Regions from separate parts of the Homo sapiens genome. Here region 1 is linked to region 2. Evidence: chromatin contacts called from ENCODE Hi-C data. All regions are on one chromosome and are shown on one strand. Each heading gives the region's core, a stretch centred on a gene start or an enhancer-like site at or near the end of the contact. The rest is flanking DNA. Distances are from core to core; before and after follow the strand shown. Region 1 holds the start of NDUFS6 (NADH:ubiquinone oxidoreductase subunit S6). Region 2 has its middle 8.3 kb from the start of MIR4456.

Region 1 (3,793 bases), core at 1,294-3,793, 1.3 Mb before region 2:
CACACTAAGAGAAACCTCCCCTTCTCCACGATCACTGCCAAAAGAAACCAAAGGGCCTGCAAATCCTTTCAACATCCATCGGTTTCCACCTTCCAAATGTCAAGTTCATATACCTAACAAGAATGCCCAGGACAGCCTGCACACGGAAGAAATGTCCCATTCGCAATGCCATGAGCTCCTTTGTGTGAATCACTGGGATACAGCATTGGAGAATGTGGCACATGGAACAGATGCTTCTACTGGGAATACACTAACAATTCAAACAACAAACAGAAAAGGGTTTCTGAGGATGGAGAGAAAGAGCACTTACCCTATACACCACTTACTCGACAACTGACAGTGTGATATCACTGGAGACTTATGATTCAATTAAAAATATTCACATGGTTCCATTTCACAAATGAGAAAACTGAACCCATGCTGTGATTCAACCTCACAATTTTTAGACTGCAAGTCCACACAGCTTCTACTCCGAGAGGCAAACCCACCAGACACAAGCCCCTCTCCACCACCATGATCCTGGTAGACATCACTAATCAATCATGGCACACTCTTCCACTGAATGTGCATCAGGCCTCAGGATCTTTCTCAACCCAACACTCAAGTGGCATTGCCAAATAATCAACCACTATAAAACAAACTTTTCTGACACCCACCCATCAAACCACACAACAGTGAACCAGCTGAATTTTGAGAATGTGAATTTATAGTCAATTCATGATCATGTGAGCTTTTCTGGAATGCCCTGTAGCTCTGGAATAGACGTACAAAAACTACACACTGGGAATGGATAACGTAACCAAGATTGAAGGAGAAGGGAAAATACATGATTTAGGGATAGCTACGGTGTTAACAAGAAGAACACCAGGCTAACCAAAGTGGGAAAAAGAATGAATAAGGTGGCTGTGAAGGACACTTCACAGCATCCTTCAGGAAGCAAATTCAGGAATCATGGAGGCATGCCTGATCTAATTACGAATTCAGGAGCTCATTGACATGAGTGATAGAGAAGGAGTCAGGTAAAAAAAAAAAATAGGCTGATTTAGGCAGAAGGATTCTAATTTCAACATTCTTTCTCCAGTGGTCACTCACAGGCACCTGAACTGATCTTCCCTTACAATGCATAGAGCTAACAGACCCACTAAGGGAAGAAAAACTCATGTGCCATTTTCAGCTTGTCAGTGTAAGTCCCTGTAAAAAACACACACTAATTTATTTGGTGAAAACTATAAAAAACACACCTCCAGGTGGTTAAAAGAATAATTTTTTTAAAGTTGATATGATTTACTTAAATCTGAGAGTCTCAGGAGAATAAGGGACAAGAATTTTAAAAAAGATCACTTCCATTTATATGCAAACCAGAACTACGGCTACAATGTTATGTATTTCAGGGGGAAACAAGTCAGAAATAGACACAATTAAGATTTTAAGAAAGGAAGAACCCCATCCAGAACTGTTAGGGTGCTTGCAATATGGGGAAAATTTATTTAAATCTTATATATTAATTTTTATTTCTTGTTGGTTACATAAAAGTTTTAGGAAAGCTTACCTCTCTTCACTAGATTTTTTACTCACCTCTTTCTGACGACCTACAAACCGAATTCTCCTGTAGTCTTTATCATCATAAACCTGGAAAAAAACAAAAAGACCATGTGTGACTTTTACGGCCTAATTCTGAAAGTCACTTCATATCAATCATAAATATTACAGGAAAGTGTTTTTCTTAACTTTTAGGCCATTGATGAAAAGTCAAACAAGTGCACAGTACTCGGTGTAATCAGGGGCATTTTTAGCGAGATACCTGGGATGAAAACGGGTGGTCACCTGGATCAGAGAGCAGCACAGAGACATAGCCCGGGAAGGTGGAGCTAAGGAGGAGAGACAAATCCTGACCGAGGAGAACCGCCCCCAACCTTCTTTGGCATATGGCCTGAGAGCTTTACTATCCCCCCATTAAATCTACTAGGGCACATTCCAGTATACACAGGTACCTTTGTTCTTCATTTTGGCTTAGGGCTTTTTTGTGCCTTGGACTACAACCGACTTCTCAGGTTACTAAAATTTATTATTGAATATTACACAAATTCTAAACGTTCTGACCCAAATAATCGGCTGCCACAAATCGCCTATGGGCAGCCAGTCCACAGCAAGTGCTGCCCGCTGGGGAGACTTCCCGTTCCAGAGCCCGCAGGCCCTGGAAGGACGAGACCCACCGCTACAGGCTGCCACCACCGTCCCGACTCGCGGGCGTCCTCCCCGGCGCGTGAGCGACAGCACAACCTTACCACGACCTGCGCTGCCGGCGCAGAACCAGGGCCGCGGATGCCCGGCGAGCCCACTGCCACCAGTCGCCCGAGGTGCGGCTGGAGGAAGGTGCATCCTGTACCCAGCGGCCGTTACCTGGCCAGTGTGCGTGACCTTCTCCCCGGTCGGCGAGACCCGCACCCCGAAACACCTGGCGCCCAGGGGCAGGCTCCGCGCCGCCTCGCCACACCGGTTCAGCAGCCGGCAGAAGGTCATCGCCGCCGCCATTTTGCGCCGCTGGCCTTTGACCCGGCGCAACGTCCCGCTTAGCGCTAACGCATGCGCACGGCTTCTGGCGGCGCCAAACACCCGGTATTTATTTCGCCCTGGGGGCGGGGAGCGCGGGTCGGGGCAGAGGGTGCGCCGGAGCTGCTCTCTGATTCAGGTGGTCACCCGTTTTCATCCCAGGTATCTCGCTAAAAATGCCCCTGATTACACCGAGTACTGTGCGCTTGTTTGACTTTTCATCAATGGCCTAAAAGTTAAGCGGCCCCGTTGCGCCGGCAGGTGCAGCCTCATGCAGTTGCAGCCGCAGGCTAGAGCTAGGGCCCTGATGAGGCAGGCAATGGTGTGCGAAACCTTCAGCGATTAGGAGTACCCAGTGGTTCTTATTTAGCGGACAGGCAGGGGAGGATGTAAACTGAAAATACATTGTTTATATTCTTATGGTAACCGATAATCATGAGACATTTAAATATCAAAATTATTGGGTGAAGGAGTCAACTGCTTAGCAGACGAGACTGGAAGTGCATTCTCCTCGTTCAAGGCAAGCGTTCCTGTGTGTGGTTACGGGGAGCCGCAGAGGAAACGTATATTGGGGATTTCTGCAACAAAGCCTAGTACACCGACTGATTTTACAGCATGCAAATACAGCCTCTAAAAAGGCCCGTTTTGCTTAGAGTTGACTTGGGTATAAATCCCAGCTTAAGCTCCAGCATCCAGCTTTTCTTTTGCTGTGGTCAGAGCCTGAGGACCACGTGACTCCAAGAACAAAACACTAGAGATGGATGAGTGGCGGGGAAGATGATAAAGAGGAGGAAAGGCATGAGAAACAAGAATGCACATGAAAACCTCCGGTCCCAAAGATGTCCCAGCAAACGTGGTGGTCAGAGGCAGATTTGTCCTGGAGCTGATAAACTCCAGCGGCCCGCCCGGTGTTCGCCGGGTCAGGTGGAAAAAGTGGGCGCTGCGATGAAGCGTTGGGGCCTGCAGGGAGCGCGGAGTGGACGCAGCCACGTCTGCAACTCACCCGGACACACACAAAAAGGAAGGCGAATGGAGTTACGGGTAGATACCTGAAAAGGCAGGGATAAGCGAGCTAAGGGTAGAATCTAGGTGGCAAGTATATGGGTGTTCACCGTACAGTTCTTTCCCTTTTTCTCTATGTCCGAAGTTTTTCATAATGTTGGGGAAAACAGCCGTAACCAGTTGAAACTACTGCCCGTCTCCACTCGTTTCCCGGAGCCTGTTTACATTTCTCCTGTCCACT
Region 2 (3,665 bases), core at 569-3,068:
ACGGACACCCCCAGAGGCCATGGCAGAGTCAGCTTCCCTCTTCCCCCTCCACAAAGAGTTGGCCACATTCTGCAAAGTCAGTGGTCAGGGGCCCACTGTGGCCACCAGGAGCCTGCCGTCCGCCCTGTGGTATGTCCTGCAGCTCTCGACACCTCACAACCTCCAGCGGGCCTTGCCCACCCCATGGGAAGGGGCACCAGGATGCCTAAGGCCCCATAGAACTCAGGCCCTTGGCCACATCCAGCCTCTGGGCTCCATCCACTGAGGCGGTTGGCCCGTGCTGACCCACAGGTCATGGAGTCTCAGGCCTCAGGCCCTCAGTCCAGAAGGGGAGATGAGTCCGGCAGCATGTCCAGTGGAAAAGGGCCTCCAATTGGCTAGTTTAAGTGGCATTGACTAAGACCTGGCTAGCACTGGGCCCACAGGTCCCGGTAGGTCATCTGGTTGGGACCCCCACACCCAGCACTCCTATGTCCCACAGAGCTGCTTTTGTCACAGCACACACAGCTGCATTCATGCACAGACAGGTCCTCATGTGTCTGGAGTTTGTTCCTTCCGGTGGGTTCATGGTCTCGCTGACTTCAGGAATGAAGCCACGGACCCTTGCGGTGAGTGTTACAGCTCTTAAAGGTGGTGTGGACCCAAACAGTGAACAGCAGCAAGATTTATTGTGGAGAGGGAAAGAACATAGCTTCCACAGCATGGAAGGGGACCAGAGTAGGTTGCTGCTGCTGGCTGGGGGGTGGCCAGCTTTTGTTCCATTAGTTGTCACCACCCATGTCCTGCTGATTGGTCCATTTTACAGAGTGCTGATTCGAACATTTTACAGTGTGCTGATTGGTCCATTTTACAAACCTCTAGCTAGCTACAGAGTGCTGGTTGGTGCGTTTTTACAGAGCACTGATTGGTGCATTTTACAAACCTCTAGCTAGCTACAGAGTGCTGATTGGTGCATTTTACAATCCTCTTGTAAGACAGAAAAGTTCTTCAAGTCCCTACTCAACCCAGGAAGTCCAGCTGGCTTCGTCTCTCACTCAGAGACCCGGTGAGGAGACGCAGCTGAAGATGCCTGGGCAGGACCCGGGGCCGACCAGGCTTCTCAGAGCTGTCCTCAGCTGCTAATCCCCTCCAGTGGGTCAGGGAGTCCTGAGCAGCACAGGACCTGGAGGAAATACAGTGACAACCCCCTGGCCTGCAAGCAGGTGGCACGAGACAGGCACCCCAACATGGCCAGCAGGCGGGGACACCAGCTTCAGAGGCTTGGCCCCTCCAACCCACACCCCAAGAGCATTGGCCTCCCTGGTGGTCTCCTGGCCCTGTTTGGGTTTTGTGTCTCACCAGGCTCATGTGACACTTGGGACCCACCTCAGAGCCAAGCCAGACAAGGCCCCTGGGGAGCTTCAGGTCCCACAGCCTGACTGGAGGCAGGAAGGAGACCCCTGGGGGGCGTGCAGTGCCTTGAGTCCTACTGAGGGGATGCCTGGTGCGCAAAGGCCTGGCCCCGGCCCCTCAGCGTGTGAGAGCAGGAAGCTGCTGTGTCCTCGATGCCTCCTGTCCTGCTGTCCTCCTATCCCAAGGAATGGGCAGCCGGGCCCGGGGTGCTGTTTGTTCACTCTCGGGGACGAATGTGCCAGGCTCCACCTGTGAACCCACATCTGACCCAGCTCTCTGCTAGGGCAGCGCCTGCCCTCCCTACTCTGCCTGTGTGATTTTAAAGCCTATGAAAATTAAACAGGAAGTGGAAGTGGAAGTGAGACCAGCCCCTCCCACGGCCTCACGGGCAGAGCACTGGGCTGGGGCTTCGCGGCTGCGTTTACTTCCCCAAACCTTCACCTTCCTCCAATGAGCAAGGTTGGCTAAAGGTAATGCGGTCGTAAAATGATTTCCGGATCTTCTGAAATCCCCGACAGGAGCCTGTGGTCTGGAAAGCTGTTGCGCTGGCCTGGACCGTGGGCTTGGAGGATGGATGGGCTCCCACCCACGGTCCCATTTGCCAATTGTTCCTGGCAGTTAGTCACCCCCTGGCTGATGAGGACGTGGTAAACCACACGGGGTTGAGGAGAGGACGGAGCCTCGGCGTGACCTCGGGCCACCTCTGAGCCACTGAGGGATGCAGGGCCAGGCGGGGGTCACCACAGGTGATTTTTCCCAGTGTCTGTCCTGGACCCCTCACCCCAGGCTCCAGGCAACTCAGCCGTGGGCCCTGCCCAGAGCCCCCCAGGCTCCAAGGGCACTATAGCCTTTGTGGGCCAGAGCTGCTGTCCCAGGCGTGTGCTCAGGACCCTCAAAGACCTGGCTTTCCTGTCCTGCCATTGTCCTGGGGACCTCAAATGCCCACAGGGTGATGCCCCAGAACCCTTGCATCCTCCTCCATAGCCCAGCTCCCTCTGGCCTCCGCTGTAGCCTCAACCTCAGGCTCTTGGGTGTGTGGCTCCTGCCTGGGGCCCACTGAGCCCTCAGCTGCACCAGGCCTTGGGTGTCTCCAACTAAGCCCAGCACCAGCTCCGACACTGTTGTCCTATTTCCCCACTTTACCATCCTTGGGACCCCAGCATCCGGCCCTCAGCGGCTTTCCCCACTTTACCATCCTTGGGACCCCAGCATCCAGCCCCTCAGAGCTTTCCCCACTTTACCATTCTTGGGACCCCAGCATCCGGCCCCTCAGCGGCTTTCCCCACTTTACCATTCTTGGGACCCCAGCATCCAGGCCCTCAGCGGCTTTCCCCACTTTACCATTCTTGGGACCCCAGCATCCGGCCCCTCGAGTGGCGGCACCTTGGCTTCTGCTCAGCACTCTGCCAGTTCCCCTCCACGAGGCGGCTTGAGCACACTCACTGGACCCACCTGGCCCTGCAGCCCAGCCCTGGCCCCGGCTGCTGTGGTGCTGAGACCCTCCCCACCCGCCTGCAGCAGGCTCCTCCCCTGGACCTTCCTCCGCAGGTGACCCCAGACACATCAGGGCCCTCAGCTGACACCTTTCCATGTCCTCCGCAGGTCCCTGCACCCCGCACGCCCACCTGCCTCTCGCATGCTGGGGCCTCTGCCTGTCCCTCTGCCCTGATGGCTTTCATGTCACTGCCTAAGCACGTTCAGCGGTCCTCCACCGAGCACTAGAACACCAGACCCTCCCTCCCGCTGTCCCGCGCCTCTGCTTCCTGCTGCCAAAGCTTCCCCGTCGCACCCGAGCCCCTCGCACCTGGCTCTGCCATACGGAGCAGTCCTTGTCCCTGCAGCAGCGTCACCAAAGCCTTCCTCTTGATACAGCTGCTCCTTCTGGGGTCCAGGAGATTTGGCCTGAGGAGCTGGGATGTCACTTGTGGGGTCTGTGGGATACTCTGACCTGAGGTCTCCCAGACCCTCCCTGGGAGGATGACCCAGACCTCAGCTCCGAGGTCGAGGCCTGGTGCAGCTCAGGGCTCAGTGGGCCCCAGGCAGGAGCCACACACCCAAGCCCTGTGCACCCAAGCCTGAGAAGTGCCCTCGGCAGAAGGAAGGGCCCGTGGGGTCAGAGCCGGGCCACCCATGGGGCCTGTGCTCCCAGGGGACACACCGGGGCCACTGAGGGCTGTCAAGACAGGGCCTAGGCATGACCTTGGTGACAGTTTGTTACCTGAAAAAAAAAACAAAAACAAAAACAAAACTTTTCAAGAAAAGCACCTAAGAAG

The links. A loop is a pair of places that touch in the nucleus more often than their neighbours do. Pooled maps may share reads with other maps.
Region 1: a pooled map shows a loop between it and region 2 (5-fold over the local background). The contact joins the promoter of NDUFS6 here to the enhancer-like site in region 2. A Hi-C loop is called at or near these places in 2 of 50 pooled maps.

The regions. Positions count from the first base shown.
Region 1 is chr5:1,800,157-1,803,949 of GRCh38, reverse strand. It overlaps NDUFS6 (NADH:ubiquinone oxidoreductase subunit S6), which reads right to left and starts at 2,543. Exons shown (of 4, transcript NM_004553.6): 1 at 2,401-2,543; 2 at 1,576-1,629. The coding sequence starts at 2,532. It also overlaps a transcript of MRPL36 not described here. RefSeq lists enhancers at 2,164-2,303, 1,747-2,734, 2,914-3,043, 3,104-3,153.
Region 2 is chr5:542,309-545,973 of GRCh38, reverse strand. No RefSeq gene overlaps it. Among named protein-coding and RNA genes, the nearest start is that of MIR4456, 8.3 kb to the right of the region's middle. Within about 2 kb of position 1,818, at least 8 of the 41 ENCODE cell types and tissues checked have a DNase peak (open chromatin) inside an H3K27ac peak, as active enhancers do.